2 separate regions of the Homo sapiens genome follow, and region 1 is linked to region 2. A link is a loop called in an ENCODE intact Hi-C map of the cell type or tissue named here. Cell type or tissue: Caco-2. All regions are shown on one strand. Links, peaks and the distances in the headings refer to the core of each region. The heading gives the core; the rest is flanking DNA.

Evidence for each region. Hi-C counts contacts between places; a loop is a spot of excess contacts. Peaks named below come from ENCODE experiments on the same cell type or tissue, not always from the same donor. Only the 100,000 strongest peaks of a DNase experiment are listed, where the experiment ranks them.
Region 1: it touches region 2 in a loop (13-fold over the local background); 2 of 110 quality-filtered maps call a loop at or near these places.

Annotation. Positions count from the first base shown.
Region 1 is chr2:175,625,402-175,636,068 of GRCh38, forward strand. It overlaps LOC107985962 (a long non-coding RNA gene), which reads right to left. Exons shown (of 4, transcript XR_007087312.1): 4 at 1-8,112. Among named protein-coding and RNA genes, the nearest start is that of LNPK, 370 kb to the right of the region's middle. In Caco-2, for the core only: no CTCF peak of the experiment used is centred there; a DNase peak (open chromatin) is centred at 5,640.
Region 2 is chr2:175,410,214-175,420,880 of GRCh38, forward strand. No RefSeq gene overlaps it. Among named protein-coding and RNA genes, the nearest start is that of ATP5MC3, 230 kb to the left of the region's middle. In Caco-2, for the core only: CTCF peaks have their summits at 4,864 and 5,064; a DNase peak (open chromatin) is centred at 4,848.

The DNA.
Region 1 (10,667 bases), core at 1,845-9,844, 220 kb after region 2:
AGGAAGCTCCAATTTGTCAGTGCAAGGGACAGTGAAAAGTCTCTTGGGAAAAAATCGGTTCACACCTCCAGGAATCCTGGCCTAAAAGATTCACACCATTGGAAAAATCTGCAATTGGAAAACTGTCACATGATTTCCCTGGGCATTTGCTTAGGAAGATGAAAGAGGTATCAGTGTATTTCCATCTGGTTCCATTCATTGCACAAAATCATTTGAAAGTTTTAAAAGGAAACAATAAAGAGCCTGAAAATCTAATCAAACTAGGTATCCAGTAGCCAATAGGTGACAGCAATTGGGCAGATTTTGCAACTTACTAAGATGAGACTCTGAGATGGCTCCTGACCAAGGCATGGGGATACCATTCATTGTCAAAGCCTGTAATTCTTTCAGCCTTTCATGGTCTTGTTGGTGGAATTTCTTTTTGTTTTTTTGCAAAATGTGGCTCTTTCAAATTTATTAACAGTTGATTATTGATGCCACTCTTCGAATCTTTTCCTAATACTTCATAGACAACATACTTTCTGAGATCCCAAGGGTGCTATTATGTTTTGAAGTGTTCCATATCCAAACTTCAACCAAGGAAAAACTTGATGACAGATTTCAAGAACTCTTGAATCATTTCAATGCATCAAATATCAAAGAAAAATAAAGAAATGTAAGGTCAAACATTCTAGGGTCACAGTACCATATCCAATAACTATCTGGGTGACTGTAAGCACACTACTTAACCTCTCTGAGCTTTAGCTTCCTCATCTGTAAAATAGGAATCCTACTTTACTCACAGAACCATTACAAGGATTGAATAAGACACAATATATGTGAAAGCAAATAGCACAGTGCCCAGCAGTAAAGTTTTAGTAAATAGGGTTGCCATGTGTCTGGTTTTAAACCAGACAGTCCGGTATTTGAGTTTTCTTTCTGAGAAACAGATAGAGAAAAGACCAGACATATAAATGTAAATGTGAGTAAGTGTTATCGTTACTGTCATGGAATGTCTTGTGCATGAGTATTAGAGCTTTCTCTCACTAGGACAATTTGTCCCAAGGAATGAGAGGGAACACGCGTCACTGAAACTTGCTTCTGGTACCATGAGGCAGAAGAAAGCTCAGCATGCACTTTGCTGGGTACTAGGTTCCACCATTGCTGTTGGCCAGGTGCATGGGATGGGCACTGCAGTGGTGCTCAGTGTACCATTCGTGACAGTGTGGTCCTTGCCCAGCTCTCATTTTCCTCTATCTCCTTGTTCTTCTTTTTGGTAGGGGATATTTGGCCGTTTTATACTGAAGGGCAGACTACTTAAGAATGAAGAATATTGAATTTTTCATTAAATTTCCAAATTGTTTAAGACAAAAACCATTTTTTTCCAGTAAGAAATTACATTTTAACCAAAATTACACTTGCCAGTTCTTGTCATTAAATCGTCAGTGTTCTGGGCAGGTCAGCACAGTATCTCCTCTGCCCGACTTTTCTTAAGTTTGAATTTATTCTGCCTGAAGGTCCCCGTTCAGGAAAGCCCAAATGGCCTATTGTTACCTGGAGTGGCACCCCTCCAGGAGCTCAAAGTGTGGTCATAACCTCAAAACCCACTAGAGACTGAAGTCCAATTTACTTTGCTTATCTGAGTGATACTTGCTCAATTAGTATTCTATTTCACTTCCACCAAAGAGAGACAAGAATCATTTAGCCTATTCATTGCCAATTGGAAACATTGTCCCACACTGTTGGATTCAACAGCCTAAATTTGCTTTCTAGAATGTCAAACGTGTTTCTTTCTAATCTAATTGTAGCAGACTTCAGTTTCTCTCCAAAGGCATTTCACCTAAGAGTGTTGGGTCCTTGATTATCCTCAAGATTTCAGACACACCAAACGGTCCCTCCTCGCGAAGAATAGCCTATAGATCACACCATGCCCCACTTGAAAATTTTTAAACACTTCTCAGGAATAAAGATTTTCAAAGAATGTGGGGTTATCCCTTTACGGTTTGTTCTGAAAGCAATCTGGGGAGAAAATCTCCTTTCTCAGGAAAAGCCAGTTCCTTGAGTTGTTGCCTACAAATGTAGCCATAACATCTCTGACCAGCTGTCTAAGCTCAAGCTTAGAAAAGTTGAATGTGGTTCCCAGATTCTGTGGCACCCCTGTCCACTGGAAGTTTTGAATGTCCCAGGATTTGACTGACTCACTTCTTTAGAGTAATTAGGTTGAGCAGTTAATTGCACAGATGGCTTGTTGCTTCATTCCTTTAACTTGGATGAAGGGGATTCCCAAAAGGGCAAGCATCTGAATCATTCAATGGTTATACAAACTATCCTAATTCAGTTATCTTTTCAAAAAGGAAATTTTATGAAGCATTTGTTATTTTAGAATCTGACATCATGCTGTCCTTGGTTCCCCCACAGAAGTAAAGGAAGAATAGGGTGGAGACTAAAGAAAGCTAGAAGCTACATTTGGTGGCCTAAATTATATTCTTTTTCATTCTAGTAAAATCTGATCCATATTTTCTTTTAAAAGTAATACTAACTCATTATAGAAAAAATTTTAAAATACAGATACAATTTTTAAAAAGGGACAATCACCACTGAGTTAATCAAAATTAAGCAGAGTTTTTAAAAAAACTTCAGGACTTCTGAGATCCTTGGGTGTTCTTGACAAGAACATTTGTGTGTTTCATCAAGAATGCCTGTTCTACCCATTACCTATTCATAGTCCCTGGAAACACAGTTTGGAAAATACTATCCTAGGGAGTAGTCATAGTTTAAGATATAATTTACACTAGCTAGCAATTAATTTTTGTAAATATTTTCTCGGTAATTATTTTGCCAGTGGGGTAGAGCTTGAGGAGATAGAAAGTTACAATTCACTCCACTGAGCAAAGAGCCCATCAAAATCCAGAAATAAGATGAAGACAGTTGTGGGTTGGCTCCAGGATGATAAACATTACTTGCTTCATAACTGGCCCCAGCACACAGTATCTTTGTAAATATATGTCTCATGTTGTGATGGTTAATTTTATGTGTTAACTTGACTGGGCCAAAGGATGCCCAGATAGCTGGTTAAACTTATTTCTGGGTATGCCTGGAAGGGTGTTTCTGGAAGAGATCAGATTGAATTGGTAGACTGAGGAAAGCAAATTGCCCTCCCCATTGTAGTCATGACTCATCCAATCTGTTGAGTGAGTGAATAGAACAAAAAGGCAGAGGAAAGTTAAATTTGCTTTCTGACTCCTTGAGCTGAATGTCAATCTTCTGCCTTCAGCACTCCTGGTCCTCAGGCTCTGAGACTGAGACTGGAATCTACACCAGTCTCCAGCTCTCCAGCTCTCAGGACTTCAAAAGACACCTTCAGACTTCCTGGGTCTCCAGCTTACAGATCGTGGGACTTCTCAGCCTCCATAATTGCATAAGACATGGGCCAAAAATATATTATCTATGTATTTACATAGATAAATATCTATCTTCTTTGGCTCTGTTTCTCTGGAGAATCCCGACTAACACACTTGTACAAAATGCTGCATCCCTCTGTTGTATGCTGCTCTCCCTGGTTTGTGTAACCTTTATCCTTTTACTTATAAAGCCCATTTAGAAAAAAAGTCCACTAACCTCTGCATATCTGACACTTTATTGGAATTTACATGTGAAATGCTAATAGCCCCAATGGTCAGTTCAGGATTCCCATTTCAATCCCATCTTCCTAAGGCATCTCTTGGTGGAGAGTGACTTTCTCACTGCTTATTACAAAATAGATACCTTTGCTTGTTTTCTTTTCTATTTCCCAAGACATCAGAAAGCCTTAAGGAATAGAAGTCCCATGGTCTTCGTTTTACTGATTCTTCTCTCCTACATTTTCTCTGACTTCTTAACTTTAAAGAGATTCCTTAAGCTTGGTGTCTTTGCCCTAACATGCGGGCCACATTACTTGAGGCCTTGCTCTAAGAGGCAGAATATATCAATAGCATGAGCTCACATCTGTAATGTCACCTCCATGTGCCTGGCACTGTGCTAAGCACTTCACATAGATTATCTCATTCAGTCCTCACGAAACCAAACCAAAACAGAACAAACAAAACGTTTGTAATTCCCTTTCTACAGGTGAGGAAGCCTGGGCTTGGCAGCTTTTCTAGAATTTCACAGTGGCAGAACAGGATTTGAATTCAGAGCTGTCTAACTCCCAAACCCATATTATTAACTGCTGCCCTTATAGTCAGTTTAAGGCAGTAGTTTTCAAAGTTTGGCTCCTGAAACAGCACCATCAGCATCACCTGGGACCTTGTTACAAATGCAGATTCTCAGGTACCACCGTAGACCTATGAAATCAGAAACTCTGAGCAGGGGGACCAGCAATTTGTGCTATAACAAGCCTTTCGGGTGATCTGATGTACGCTAATATTTTAAAAACCACTGCTCTGAAAACCTAGCAGGAGGGCTTTAGGTCAATGGTGAGAGATAATTTTTTGGCAGCATTGTTAACACTGGTGTAGGCCACCTCAAAAAGCTCCACTCAGACTTCTTTTGCTGGGGTCTTGAACATGTTTGAGCCTGATGAGTGCGGAGGGGCCAGTATCTCCCGCTACTCCCAACCTTATGGACCCTTCTCTCAAGTACACAGCACCACGCTGCTGAATCTGAGTGGCAGCCCAACTCTCTCAACGACACCAGAAAAAAATCTGACCTTAAAATTAAGCCTAACAAAAAACAGGATTCTGATTCCTTGTATAGGTGCTGGAAAAATAATCAGCGGCAACAGGGGGGAACATCATCATTGCTTTCTCCCTTCCTACTCACCCAGTGCAGTGGCATGCCATATATTAGCAGGCACTTTACATCAGACTAATTCAAATCCCCCTGTCAGACAAATCCCACCTATGAGCACTGCTGTCTACACCACATAACACCACATAGATCAAGAGCGGGAAGAGGCCAAAGTCATGAACGCCATAGCTTTCCATAAAACTTAATTAATGACAGAAGCATATTGCTGGGAATGGCAACACGATCATTATTTACGGTTCAGGAAACCCCAAATGTAGGCACTTCCCTTTTCCTTTTCCCCAGCCCCAGGTCTACCCATGAGAAGTTTACTTCATTCATTTCAGTAACTTTGTGAATCATTTGCCAAGTCAGCGAGAACATGTAGCATGGTATACATAAACATTAATATGACAGCTGAACATCCAACACATGTCCCAGGAGAAATGGACCACCCATTGGATGCTGCCCTGTTCTTTTCTGTCCCTGTATCTGAACACTTTTCACACTTCACATTTCTACGGTCGTTAACAGTTCTAACCTGGCACCCCCAAGAACACAATTTCCCCAAGGAACCTTACTGCTAAAAGCTTCAAAAAAAAAAAAAAAAAAAAAACCCTTTCCACCTTCCCAGCCACACCACCGCACACAGGCATGGGCCAGCGACCAGAGAAACAACTCAGCACTGACACGTAGTTATCACTTTGGGAGGCTGTGTAGCAGAGTGGGGGAAAGTGGACATCTGGCTTCGAATTCAGGTGAGATGTTCTTAGTGTCCTCATCCATAAAATGAATCCAATAATAACACTCAGCTTCAAGAGTTGTTGTGGGGTTTGAACCAACATGACGTGTGCAGTGCAGCACCTAGTGTTGAGTAAGGGCTAAGTAAACATTAATGGTATGCTGGCTCCTGCTTTTGTCTTCTTTACTGAGAACGCCAGGTGCCCCCACCCGGCTGGAGTCAAGCCCAGGCTAGTATTTTACCAGACACCCTATTCTATTACCCAGGCAGATTTTAGGAGACGGCCTGAAGGTGAATGTCAATTTTTACCTGTGTGAGTATGTCCATTTTTTCTCTGAAGACAAAGTCTAGGGCTTTCAGCTTATTCTCCAAGGCACTCATGACCACCCCAGCATCTCAGGGAGAGAAAGAAAACTGTACTCTTGGAAAGCACAGAAAGTAAGAACATACATTTATGTTTGAGAAAACAGTTCCATATGTTGGAAAGAGCATTACACCATGAGTCATAAAACTCAACTTTTAGTCTTGCCTCAACCATAAAAGGACTATGACAAATGCCTTATCAGAGCTCAGCTTCCATTTATTTGTTTGAAGAGGACATCATAATAACTCCTTCCCTTGCCTCTTACAGTTGTGGGGATTGTACTAGGTAATGGATGTGAAAGCACCTTTTAAAGCAGAAAACACCACACCAATACATACATGATAATGTAAGGTTCAGATGCTTCATCAGGTGAACTGTTTGCAGCTGGCCTGTGTAGTACAAAAAATTATGAGAAAATAAAGCTTAAGTTATACTTTTCTTCTTGCTCTACTTATGTAAAATAACATCATTATCTCTGAAATAATTTATTAAAAATAAGCAAGCAGAAATTCTTTGTGAAAGGAGAGAATTCTATAAATATTGTTTGATTTGACCCAATCTACTATAATCCTTAGAGGTACCTGGCTTCCCCCAAAGGTTTGCTTTAATTGCATGTCACTGCTAACTTCCTTGTAAAGAGACAGGCCTCTGCCATTCCTTCTAATTATCCAAATCACTGGCCACTGTGTGTGGCCTTACCTAAGGCTTTTAACCAGAAGTAATGTCACTAAATTAAAGCAGGTGGGAGGTGTCCCTATTGCAATGACTGTAATAAATGCTACATGACATTCCTTTAAGACCATTTGGAAATATTCTTTGCAGAGATACACCAATTCCAACATAATTCATCAGTTAAAAACATTAATAACCACAAGCCTACATGTAAACTGCCTCTCACTAGAGGAAACATATTCCATCTATAAAGAACATAACTTTGGCAACCTCACTTCAGGCCTAGGCTGTCCTGAAAAAGAACATTACATAGTCAGTACAATTATGTGGCTATTTCTGTTGCTTCCCCAAACCCAGAAGCAATGGCATTAACTGATATTGGCATTCATAATGTACTAATAACAAACAACATTCATTAACGTATTCCTACATGCAAATGTCACGTACACCTCTTTATATACATTTTATAATTTCATATGCACAATCCTGTGTGTACAGTTATTGTGCCCCATCTACAGCTGTGACAACCGAGGCCTTGAGAGGTTAAGTTACTTCTGCCTGAAGTGCCAGAGAAGCACTAAGGAGAAATAGAGCATATGTGGAACCGACCAGGAGACTGCACAGAGGAGGCTGAGACAAATTGCTCTAAATTATCATGATCTATGTGACAGTTGTATAAACATCAAGAATGTGCAACATACAGTTTTAACATCTGGAGCTACATGGTAAAAATGCTGAAATAATAACATTTCTTATTAATAACAAGCATTTCTTCAGTGCTTCTACAATTTTACATTTGTAAGTTGGAAATAGGAGGTTGTCATGTTTTTTAGATTCTTAAATATTTCAGCTCAATTTTAAACGAAAATATTTAAGAGGAATAACACAAGATGCTTGAATTTTCATAATTCTTCATTCTTAAGTTGTAACATGGATGTTTTTGGCTTGTGAAAATTCATCAGAGTGTATACTTATGGTCTAGACACTTTCCTGTGTGTATGCTATACTTTAACAAAGTTTCAAAACTGTATCTATATACCTATATACTCATGTTTCATCACTATTTTCTATACTTTCCAAGAAGTGAACATCAGGCTGTTGCTATACCTTTTAATTTTCTCCACAATAATTTTCCTTTACAATGAAAATCTCTGGAACAGCATCTTGGTAAATCTCTAGGTAAATTTTTGTTGACATCAGAAAACTTATAACCCACACATCAAGCCTGAATTCCTGATCCAGAGACTCAAACAGCTCTCTGTGTGGTAGCTCTTGCTTAGAAGGTCAAAAAGCAGTTTGTTACAAATAAAAAGCAGAGATCAAAAGGGGCTGCTACTCTTTTTCTGTGGACCCTGTTTTTCAGGACAAGCACTGTGCTAGCCAACAGGAGAATGGGGTAGGGAGGAAGCTTGTTTTGCTGAGATGAGGGCAGTTGCCTGGCAAAACCTTGTCCTTCCTGCCCACCTAAACGAGATTTGAATAGAAACACTTCCTAGGATAGGCACTGCTCCCCGCCCTCAGTCCTGTAACAGGGTGTGTCTAACCTTTTATTCCTCTTCCCTCATCACCAGTTGGAGTAACCATCAGGCACCTGGGAATAGAGTGATAATAACAGAGTGACTTTATTAAAATCATTTAAAAATGATTTTTTAAATAGCTAAACTAAAGCCTTTGTTTCTGTATTTCATCCACAAACTTGCTCAATTCTAACCAGCGGTGTAATCTAATTCACATTTATTTTTATCAATAGTATCTACAGTAGAAAATTATCTATCAAAGGTCAGGGCTTAAGTAAATGTAGCTCTGTGGACGGTGTATTAGGAGATGGCTCAGCTACTGAAACAAAGACTCACCAGCCACCCTGCCCAATACAAACAACCAAAGCAACACAGTGCTCCAAACAAGAGAGAAATTTCTCTTTTACATAAAAGTCTGAATGCAAGCAGCCCAGGGCTGGTTCCACAGCTCTACATCGTTAGGAACCCAGGGATTGTTAAATCTTGCTCTGCCATCCTCAACACGTGCCACCCTTAACCAGTGCCATCTGTCTCACAGTCTGAGTTGGCTGCTCCAGATCTCACCATCTCAACCAATTCCATCCAGAGATGGCAGGAAAATGGAAAATGGAGGATATGCCTCTTTCTCTTAAGGGAATAATCCATAAGTGGAACACTACACATTTCCCATTGGCCAGAACTTCCACAGATGGACACAACTAGCTTAAAGGGAGGCTGGAAAATGTGATTATTAGCTGGACAGCCACATGCTCTGCTAAACTTTGAAATACTAAAGAAAGAAGGAGAGACCGGACGTTGGGAAACAACAAGTGAAACATGCATTCATTCATTCATCCATGTAATTATTCATTTATCCATAAACACTGGATGCCAGGCACTGTTCTGGTGTTAGGGATATACAAATAAAGCACCATCCTCTATCTCCTACCTCAAGGGGTTTACAGTCTTTGAGGAAACATACATAGGAACAAACTGATAATAATTTTAAAAATTGGTACAAAAATAAAACAAAACAAATGGCTCTACCAGAATTATGCACAAAGTACAAAACTGCCTGGGAGAACCAAGAAAGCTCAGAGAGGAGGCAGCCTTTGTGCTGATATTTGAAGGATAAAAATACCTACAACAATATTATAGCATTTCTTTAGCAATTACTCTGTACCAGACACAGTACTAAATCCTTTATATATATATTAATATTTTATCCCTACAAAAACCCTACATGACAAGAAAATTATTATCATCCCCACGTTGCTGATGAGAAAACTGAGGCATTGTAAGTAGCAGAAGAGGGATTTGAATGTGAACTGACTCCAGAACCTGAGCCTGCACTACCTTTCATGAGTAAAGAAGGAATTCACCTTCATCACCTAAATCTTCTAATGCCTTTTTGCCATGTAAAGGAAAGGAACCATAGCACAAGAGGGGAAAATGAAAGATTAGAGGGTCCCAGAAGCCTGCCTAAGACACAACGAGATGAAACTCAAACTGCAATGCAAGTGTCTGTCTTTCACTTCTCTCCCTGAGAGGGGCTGGTTCTCAATGCACAGTCCAGGGAAACACTGGAAGATCCCAAGGGTCTGTGAAATGTTCTCCAGAATATTATGACTTACAAATTATATGGCCATGTTTGTACCTTTATTCCAAAACCATATTTATTTGTATTAACTAGAACTCAGACATCCACTCCTTTGAGAATATAATCCATTCACTTAATTCTGGGGCAATAAATTTTTGTGTTGCCATGAGGGGAAGCAATTTTCCAATATAGAAACAGTCCACAACCTAAAAAAGAGTTTGACCTTCAATGAAATAAATGATGCATTTGGAGAAGCTCTTCTGCCTCGATGATCCTATTGGGCAAAACAGAATTTGTTCATTTGCAGCAGTTATTTACTATGCTTCTTCTATTATTCTAAACAGATTGTCTTCCATTTGAAAGATGCTGGCCCTAAAGATGAAGGGAAAAAACACAAGTGAAGGCATTCAGTGAAAGCTTGGGAATATTTTGGCATGTTTCAATGAGTCTCTTTTTCTCTTGTTTTCTTCTGGTCATTTCATACCCTTGATTAGTAATTTTACACCCAAATAGTAAAATATGAAATACTTTTTAATACTGCCATGGTGGTAAAAGTGTTTAGTTTTTATGATGTGTCTCCAGAGATAGATCTTTAGCAGTATATAGTGAGGTTAATTCAGCATAAAATAGTATAATACCTTTCTTATTTCTGTTCATTCATTTAGAAATTATGAGCTGAATTCTAGCAAAATCTCCACCCCACTGGCTGGAGACTAGTGTTTTAAAACATTGGGGGTTCTCTTTTTCTCTTTCAGGGAGGTTAAAAGTGTTTCCAATCAATTTTTTAAAGAATCAAATAAACATGAATTATTTCCCATTTTATTTTCTCAGATTCCTAGGAGAAGTTACCATTATTGAAAGCTAGCCACTGACCCCTCTCCTCCTCTTCAGGCTCTCCCGCTCCCTGCATATTTGTGAAATGAGATCTGGAAACCCAACCATCATTTTCCACTGTGCCATTTTGTGAAGATACTAATAATATTTCCCTTGGTTGTATTGTGCAATTGTGTGAGGCAGAGAAAGAAATTGAGTTAGCTACTTGGTAACATA
Region 2 (10,667 bases), core at 793-8,792:
TTCCTTAGTTTCTGTCCCCTGAAATATTATGGGTTTATCTTGTATTTTTTTTAATCCCAGTCATTTCTCTAAGGAACTCCAACTACTTCTAGTGTAAAATCATACTTAGTAACTAATATCTGAGCATATATAAAAATTTAAATAAATAAAATAAATAGTAAAGAATGAATGTAACTCTTCATGTAATTTTTCTTACCTAAAAACGTTTTGCTATTTGGAATAATTGTGGGGAATTATAGCAACAGCCATAAATACATGCCCCCACGATGGAGCCAGTTAGTCAGTAAACCCCATTGTGGGGAGGCTAGATGTGGATAGAGGGTGAAAATTGAACGTCTGAATATCTTACTGCTTCTCTATTGTTTGAAACAGTCAAAAAAGACAAAAAAAATCAATAATTTCTATGTGAACTCACTTTTATTCTTCCCCGACAGTGAAGTTGCTGAACTTACCAAAAGCTAAACTTAGATTAACAATAGCATAGAAAAATGTGTTCCATTGACATGAGCAACATAAAGAAGAAAATACACATAAGCAGTTGGTATGTAAGGCAAACCTCTGAATTTATTCATTTTATAGGTGAAGACATTGAGTTTCATGGAGATTATATCATATAATGAAAATGAGAGAGCTAACCTGAGAGATGAAATTTGAATTCAGATTAGCCAATTCGAAGGTCCCTTATTATGCTGCCTTGCCCAATTAGCCTTCAACATTAAATTAAGGATTACTTTCTTTATATACATTTCTAAGGGCCCTTTGGATTGGAATTGGTCCTTGGACCTTCATTCTTTTGTTTAGCTCTACAGTCTTTGGAATGATAACAAAAGCTAAGATTTCTAGAAAGTTTTCCATGTGTTTATATGTATTATCTTATGAAACCTCCAACAACACTATGAAATGACTATCATCATCATCATTATCATCATCATCATCATTATCATCATCATCATCTTTATCTCCCTTTTTTATTTATTTTATTTTATTATTATTATACTTTAAGTTTTAGGGTACATGTGCACAATGTGCAGTTTTGTTACATATGTATACATGTGCCATGTTGGTGTGCTGCACCCATTAACTCGTCATTTAGCATTAGGTATATCTCCTAATGCTATCCCTCCCCCCTCCCCCCACCCCACAACAGTCCCCAGAGTGTGATGTTCCCCTTCCTGTGTCCAAGTGTTCTCATTGTTCAATTCCCACCTATGAGTGAGAACACGCAGTGTTTGGTTTTTTGTTCTTGCGATAGTTTGCTAAGAATGATGGTTTCCAGTTTCATCCATGTCCCTACAAAGGACATGACCTCTTCATTTTTTTATGACTGCATAGTATTCCATGGTGTATATATGCCACATTTTCTTAATCCAGTCTATCATTTTTGGACATTTGGGTTGGTTCCAAGTCTTTGCTATTGTGAATAGTGCTGTAATAAACATACATGTGCATGTGTCTTTATAGCAGCATGATTTATAATCCTTTGGGTATATACCCAGTAATGGGATGGCTGGGTCAAATGGTATTTCTAGTTCTAGATCCTTGAGGAATCACCACACTGACTTCCACAATGGTTGAACTAGTTTACAGTCCCACCAACAGTGTAAAAGTGTTCCTATTTCTCCACATCCTCTCCAGCACCTGTTGTTTCCTGACTTTTTAATGATCGCCATTCTAACTGGTGTGAGATGGTATCTCATTGTGGTTTTGATTTGCATTTCTCTGATGGCCAGTGATGATGAGCATTTTTTCATGTGTTTTTTGGCTGCATAAATGTCTTCTTTTGAGAAGTGTCTGTTCATATCCTTTGCCCACTTTTTGATGGGGTTGTTTGTTTTTTTCTTGTAAATTTGTTTGAGTTCATTTTATCTCCCTTTTTATAAATGAGGGCCCTGAGGCTTGGAGCAAGTTAAACAGCTTGCCCACAGAGAAAGTTAGTTAGTGGTGGAACTCAAATTGGAGCCTGGTAGTATGGCTCTAAGCCTACATTTTCATCCACTATGTTCCACTGAAACTTATTAAAAGGTGTGTGGGTATTATCAGTGGTCCAGTGGCTCCCCAAGACATTCCAATTGGCTATTTCTAGGCTTTCCTGTGACAACATGCTTCTATTGCTGAATTGAACCATTTTTTCTTCATGTATAGTCAACTCTCAACTAGCCAGGTAAATTGAAGAAGCAGCAGCAAGGTAGCTTACAAATCATGGATACTGATTTGGCATGTATAATCTTTTTCTTAGTATATACCACCTCTTAAATCTGTCCCTGACAATAATATTCACTTTTATTGAGGGGAAATAACTTATAAAGTTGTTGGCTGGAAGGGACATAGCAAATTAGTATTAAGATGTTGTAGATAGACTTCCAAGTAGGAAGTGCATTTATAGACAATCCAGAGTGTACCACATTTAAGAAATTTAACAAAGACCATGTCCTCTGATCATGTCCTGCAGGACTTGGGAGATAGGCTAACACTGTAGTTATAAACGTGGGCTCTGGAGTTAGACCGCTCATGTCTGAATCCTGGCTTTGCCAATTTCTTGTTGGGTGGCCTTAAGCAAGTTACTTAATCTTTCCTTGCCTCTGTCTCCTTGACATATTTTTCTCTCCCCTGACCCAGCAGGTCAGGATAGGGGTTTGAATAAGAATCCAGGTAAGAAAAGATTAGAGTGTGTGGTATCAAAAAGTTATCTAGGAGTTTATGATACTCCCAGCTGTGTCCACCTTCTTCCCACCACCCTATACCTGGATACAAAACTACTAATCTAAAAAATTCCTTGGAAAAACAGTGTATTAGTTATAATGCTAGCTGATGTAATCAACACATCTGATAATGTATAATAGTTTAAATATGATATATGCCTACTTTTTGTCCCTGTACAGCCCAAATGAGTGTTTCTAATTGGGAGTGATTCCAGAACCCAGGCTCCTTCTGTATTGTGGCTTCACGAACTTGACTTCCAAGTTCACAGTGCTTGTCTGCACCAAGCTGGTAGAAGGGAAAAGAACATGGAGGATGCATCTGAGAGGTTTTTATGAGCTAGGCTTAGAAGTGGCTTGCACTACTTCTACTCACATCCTATGGGCTGGAGCTGAGCCACAGGACCATACTTAAGTGCAAATAAGATTGAGAATGTAGTCTACCTGTGTGCCCAGGAAGAGGAGAAAGTGGGTTTAGCGAAGAGTTAGCTAGTCTCTGCTTCTCTGCTATAAGCAACACTAACAAAATTAAGGAAAAAAGTTTAGAGAAAACAAAACAGAACAAAAAACCAATAAGCAGAGCTTCGGACTTGCACTTTGTATTTGCTTTTTTCTTTTTCGACTCTAGAAAAATGAGAAAGGTTGTATTGTTTTTACAAAGTCAATAACACAGTTTTTTGCCTCTTCTGATTGAAGCCCTTCAGGTTGCACTTGCTGATTAGTCAGGCCTGATTTGACTCTTCAATTACTGAAATGAAATTTTACTATGGACATTTTCATCAAGCAAATGTGACATTGTGTAAACTCTGCAAAAAGTTGATCTAATACTTTCAATGGTATAGATAGTATAGATCAGCACATTAACGTAATATTACCATTACCCAGAGTGTGCAGAGGCCATTGTGAAACTGCTACTGCACAAACAGCCCATTGAGAAAAGTTAAATTTTGTATACTCCAGTGAGCATAAAATACATGGTTGCATTTGACTCTAATATGTGTTAATTATGAAAATCAGCTTCAAGCAAAGAAAACCATAATAATTAAAAACCATCTTTTCATCTTGAAAAAGCCTCTCTCCCCAAAGTACTTATGCACTCTAATGAAACAAATAAATATAGTTATGGCAAAACATAAATAATAACCTTACTAAAGTAGTATATACATGTTCCATAATATGTAATTATGTTGCACTTAAATAGCAACAAACATAAGAACAAATCCATTTAGTGAAGAGCAACAAAATAGATAGTAGATTATGAATGTTGCTACTTCTTTAATGTTTCTTTCTACATTATGGTATATGTAAGTTATTAAAAAGTACCACTCTGGCAAGATTCTCGTCCTATCTTATGCATACAGAATTTTCAACAGCTGAGATTCTGGTCCCAAGGCATAAAATAGGATTTATTTAATATGCTAATTCCAGCCAATCGTAGTGGCTGCTTGGAACAATACATGGAGAACTGCGTGGCTCTGTCCCAACTCACCAGGGAGACAGTGCCATGATCAATTACTGATGTCTGCCTAGGCATAGGAATAGGAGCAGTAGCATTCTTGTCAAATGTTTTCCAAGGATGGTTACATATTCATTAAATAGACTAGACATAAAAGGAAAAATAATATAAGCAAAGGTCAATTTGGGCCCTTGCATTGGGACTAAAGTTTTTCCACCTAATTTTAGGAACCAACAGGGTAAAGCAGACAAAACCTAGAACAAAAAGCAACAAGTGGTGGACAAAATTACTTCAGCTGCTTTAAAAAACATTGTTCTTTTTCTTCTAGTTTTGTGCCTTCACATTGTAGTGAGTCACCATAATGTAGCAATTTTTAACAACTTCGAATTGCATATTTTACATTGTTGGTTTCTGTAAATATATGCAAAAACAACCTTATGTATACTACTCAATATCAAGGAGAAAGTAGACATTCAAATATTCGTTTGTTTAAAGTGTTGAGAAACTAAAAGGAATTAATATATAAGAAACCTAAAATAAACTTGTAATTCAGAGAAAATGTTTTAAAAGTGCACGTTTTTGCTCTCACTGCCTTTAGAATCCAAGTTTCTCTTTCACTTCCTTTAGAATCCAGGCATTTCTGGGGCACAGCCAGAGGTGGTTTGAGTGCTTCAGGGATTCAGAGCAGACTTGCACCAATAACTCTGTCCGGCAGGGGGTTCACTCTCCCCTCATCATTGAGAAGCAAGACTACATGTGTTTGCTTTTTATTATTGCTTGTTGTGTTTATTTGTTTGTTGTTTGGGAGCACTTTGGATTTAATCCTAAATGACTCACATCTTGAACCCCTCACCTTCCAGCCTCCTTCCTTTAATGAATCACCTTTGCCTTGAAGTAAGCTCTTTGCTACAAGCATTTTGACAAATGGCATTTATTCAGACAGTCTCATTTCTAATATATCTGCACATTCGCTAGGCCTAAGACTTGCCTTCCTAAAACAGGTTTCCTTGGCCTGTAGCCCTGTGTATTCACTCTACTACTGATCTCCTATTGCCTTAAAACTAAAGCTGTAGAAAGTTAATTTTCTTTAACTTTCTTAGTATTTTCATGTTCACCATGCTAACATATCCCAAACTTTATTTCTTTTTGATATATTTTTATTTTCATTTTTAGTTTTTTAGAGATGGGCTGGAATGCAGTGGTATGATCGTAGTTTCCTGTAGCTTCAAACTCCTGGATTCAAACAATCATCCCACCTCAGCCTCAAGTAGCTGGGAATACAAGCACACATCACCACATCCAGCTAGTTTTTTTTTTTTTTGTAGAGACAGGATCTCACCCTGTTGCCTATACTGGTCTCGAACTTTCAGGCTCATGTAAACCTCCTGCATTGGCCTTCCAAAGCACTGGGATTACAGGTGTGAGCTACTATGCCCAGCCCCAGCTTTATTTCTAAAAGGAGAAAGTACTTCTTCTTTCCCTCTCAGTTGAACCTACATTTCAAGTGATGTTTAAACAAATTAGAACTTTGGAAAACAGACGCACAATAGTTTCTATACGACCTACTGAAAAGGGGAGATTTTATTGTCACATATTCCTAAATTCTGCTATTGTTTTTTAAAATTATTTTTAATTTTTGTGGATACATGATAGTTGTACATATTTCTGAGGCACATATGATCTTTTGATAAAAGCAAACAATGGGTAATGATCAAATCAGGGTAACTGGGGTATCCATAACCTCAAACATTGATCATTTCTTTGTGTTGGGAACATTCCAAATCTACTTCTATTACTTCAAAATATGCAGTAAATTATTGTTAACTGTAGTCACTCTATTGTGATATCAAACACTGGCTGTTTTTCCTTCTATCCAACTGTATTTTTGTGCCCATGAACCAACCCTTCTTTATCCCTCCCTTCCCACTGCCCTTCCCAGCTTCTGGTAGCCACCATCCTATTCATTACCTCCATGAGATCAAGTTTTGTAACTCCCACATGTGAGTAAGAAGATGTGGTATTTGTCTTTCTGTGCCTGGTTTACTTCACTTAATAGAATGTCCTCCAGTTCCAGCCATGCTGTTGCAAATGATAGGATTTCATGCTTTTTGTGGTGGAATAATATTCCATTGTGTATATACACCTTATTCTTATAGCTTCAGAGTGATCTACAGAGCTCAGGTTCTGAGTTTTCTCAATCTTGCATAGCAGCTGAGATATTCTTTTTCTGTTTTGGAGGAGAAAGCCTGTGCTAGATTCCCTTTATTCAGCCTTAAGGAGTGGTTTAAATGAGTTTTCAAGTTTATCTTCTTCACATGGACAAATACAAGTGATGGTACCATGAGGAAAGTTTATTGATGATAATTATTAAAATAATTGGAAGTTTTTTAAAGTTCTGTGAAACTTAAACCTCTTTCATCACCAAAATATCAGCCCTCTCCCCACAGCATGACTACAATTGTCTCTTTTTTTCTGCTGTTGACAGTCACTCAAAGACCAAAAGATAACTAAGAATTCTCAAACCCCTACTAGAAATTTAAGAGCCTAAACCCAGCTAACTTGGAGGAAACAGGACTTATAAGAGATCAGCATAGGAGGGCCATTGCCAGCACGTTGGTCAAACCCTGGGCAGGAATTTCTCCTTGAATGTCCTGATTTGATTCTACTATATAGAGAGAATAAAATATATATTATTAATTTCAATTCACTGCTGAATAAAGCTCCAATTGCCTTTCCATATCAAACCTTCTTTTGAATAATTGATTTTATTTAACTGCTGATTATTTTCCAGTTTGTTTTTTATTGATAATTCAATTTGTTACAGGAGTAGGGACTTCTGCAGGGCAGGAGGTAGAACCATCTGTAGAAGTGCTAAAGAGAGACCAATTGAAGAGCCAAGGATGAGGCAGACACCAACCAGCAAATGGTCAGCAGTGAAACAGACGGGAGGCCTTTATCATCTCCAGGCAGTTTCCAAACATACAAATCAATAACAATTAAAGCAGATTATGAAAAGGCAATACTGAATACTTAAATCTTTGGACTTGATTTAAACTGGGCTAAATGCTTGCATGTGGAAATTTACTTCATGGAGAGGATTCAAAGCTTTCCAGAAAGGATAATTCAGGGCTGCAGACAGGGTAAGGCTTAGAAGCATAGGTAATACTTTCTCATAAACAAAAGCTGTATATATGCACATACATATAGATACATGTGTATGTGCATATTTCTGGCATATGAGAATTGAGATATATATATATATACACACACACACATAATATATGTATGTGATATAATATGTATGCTATATGTCACATATATGATATGATGCATATGAGGATTGATACACACACACACACCCCCACACAGACACATACAGTTGTCCCTAGGTATCTATGGAGAATTAGTTTCCAGATTTCCTGCAGATACCAAAATCCGTGGATGTTCAAGTCCCTGATATAAAATGGTGTAATATTTGCATATAACCTGCATACATCCTCCCTCATACTTTAAATCATCTCTAGGTTACTTATAATACAATGTAAATGCTATGTAAATGGTTATACTGTATTGTTTAGGGAATAATTACAAAAAAAAAGTCTGTACATGTTTAGTACAGATGCAATGTATTTTTTTCAAATATTTTTGATCTGCAGTTGGTTGAATCCACCAATGCAGAACCCACGGATATGGAGAGCCAACTGTATATATGTGCCAGAAATCTCCATAACAAGATGATCTCTGTACTGTTTTTCAGGGTACATCTCTGTAACAAGATGAACTCTTACCGTTTTTCGGGTATGCCCTTTCCTGTCCACCCATATGTGATGGTGATTGCTAGGCCCTTGGAGAATGTTGGAGCTGGAACTCAAAACAAATTGCAGGCCTCACAGAAAGTCTCAGGGAAACTGAAAAACAAAGCGAAACGGAGGTGAATTACTTATCTGGCATGATGTCCTACGAGAGGGTCTGAGCAGTATAATAAAGATGCACGCTATCCTAAAATACCTTGGCACATCGCCAGGGCCCTCTCCCAAAGATTATACACATTCAATTTCCTGATATTACGTAACCTCCAGATCCATCCAAGGTAGCCAAGGTAGAAGAAAACAAAGGGCCTGCTAAATCAGTACCTGGGTTGATGGAGTTTGGAATGCTAAGTGGCAGGAACTGCTTATCAAGAGAAGCCAAGAGATTAGAGAAGACTAAGGCAGTTAAAAAGGTGAAAGGTTCACCAAATTTCATTTAGTCATTCTGCTTGTCAGAAACAGGAACTCCCAAGGCCAGAGGCAAGAGGGGCAAAATGATTGTGCACATCTGGGAGACGCAGATTGTCTCCAAATAGCTCTGGGCCCAGGAGTCAAGCCAAGGTGGTGGAGGGGAGACTGAGAAGGGAAAGCCTTCACTCCACAATGTTGACACACACAGGGCTCGCCCAAGGCAACTTGGTCTTTTCTCTTTCCCATTCACCTGCCTCCACCCCCGCCTTCCTCGACTCATCATCCCTACCTCTGCTGCCTCTGCCCTACTTCGAGCCTCCATCATTTTGCTGCACTATGGCCCAATTTTACCCCTTACTTCGAGTTTTATGTCCTCCTTATTTTATCCCACATACTGCTGATCTCATGGTCCGTCTGCAAAGTTCCCCCAGGCAGAGGTAGTCTCTTCTGCCCCTGTGAATCTGTGGCTCCCAGTGCTTGTTGATCTCAGCACCCTTATGATACTGCACCATCATTATTTATGTACACACCTACTGTGCCCACCCACCGGTGAGCTCCAGAAGGCCAGAGGTCACCTTGTATTCAGCTCTGCATCCCCAACACTGCATGCACTCATCACTGGGTTCAAAGCAGCTGTGCCATCCTCCTGTAATCATTCCCATTTTGGAAAATGGCAATGTCATCCCTCCAGTTACTTAGGCCAAGAACCCAAGAGTCATTCTAGATTACTTTTTTTTCTCCCAAGGTCCTTTAGGCTTTGCGACAGAATTCAAGATCATCTAGATCAGCATCATCTAAACCAGTGGTTCTCAACCCTGGCTGCAGATTAGAAACACTTCAGAAATTAAATTTAAAAAAATTAAAAATACTGATGCTCTGACCCACACCAGATCAATTAAATCTGAGGGGTGAGGTGCAAACATGGGTAATTAAAAATGAAACAAATAAAAACCCGCAAAAATGACTTTAAAAGATTCCAGTGTGCAGCCAGAGTTGAGGAACCTGAACTCTGGTGCTTTACTGGGAATGTGATTGTCCCCAGCTTTACCTATGTCTAGATACTGTGCCCCTTCTTGCCCATGTCCCACCTGACCTGCTGTCAGTTGCATCTTCTGTGCTCTTCCATCCAGTACCTGTGCCCATCCTCATCTGCTGCTGTTTTTAGGTATAGTTACCGAGTGCTTATTATGAACAAGGTACAATGCAAATCACTGCATCTCAAGTCTCCTCAGGAATCCTATAGGGAGGAACTACTATCATACCCATTAATCAGGTAAGGAAACTGAAGGTTAGAGAAGTGATAGACCCACGATTAAAAAGCTAGGCATGTAGCCTACCTGGGATTTGAACTCAGGTTTTTTCTTTCTTGCAGTGTCACTTCTTAGCTACTGTGCTAACCCAGTCTGACTCATTTGGGGCTTCTAATTTCCATTCCTAGTAACCTGTCCTTTCCAGATGGTTTGTTTTCTTTATTTGATTAGCTCCCCAACTATTGCTGCCGACTCCCAATGACTCCTTTAATGCACTTCTGAGTATGCATCAAAATAATCCAGGTGAAACCCCGTCTCTACTAAAAATACAAAAAATTAGCCGGGCATGGTGGCGGGCGCCTGTAGTCCCAGCTACTTGGGAGGCTGAGGCAGGAGAATGGCGTGAAGCCGGGAGGTGGAGCTTGCAGTGAGCCGAGATCGCGCCACTGCACTCCAGCCTGGGCGACAGAGTGAGACTCTGTCTCAAAAAAAAAAGAAAAAAAATCCAACATCAGCCTCTACTATTTGTAGCTGTTAATTGCACAAAATGAGATGTTATCTTGGCAGTACCTACTATGACCTCATAATTACTGAGATGCTTCAAGTCACTTATCTAGACTTGATCCCTTTTGGAGGCTACTCATGGGCTTCTCAAAAAAGGGGGTCCTGGGATAACCTGTTGAAGAGGAATTTGAGAAGGCCAAAATGGTATCTTGTACCTCATCCCTGAGACACCATCCCCTGAGGTTAGAGAGGGAGGCCTTCTCTAACCTTCAGTTTAAATCAGGTGCTTTATGTAAAAGTGAGTTGTTTGGCGCTAAGAAGAGGATTCCTACAGTTGGTCATAGTCCTCACCGTGCCCTGTTGTCTCTTGGTGTCAGTGATGAGCACTAACTGCCCCACAGCACCGTGCGTACACCAGACTATCTTTACCCTTATCTTGGAGCTGCTGTGGCCATGGCTGTCAGAGTGGTATGTTCTTCATGACCCCAGTTCATTTCTGAGATGAAGTTGCTTTTAGCTTTATTTGCTGCTGGCATTGAAA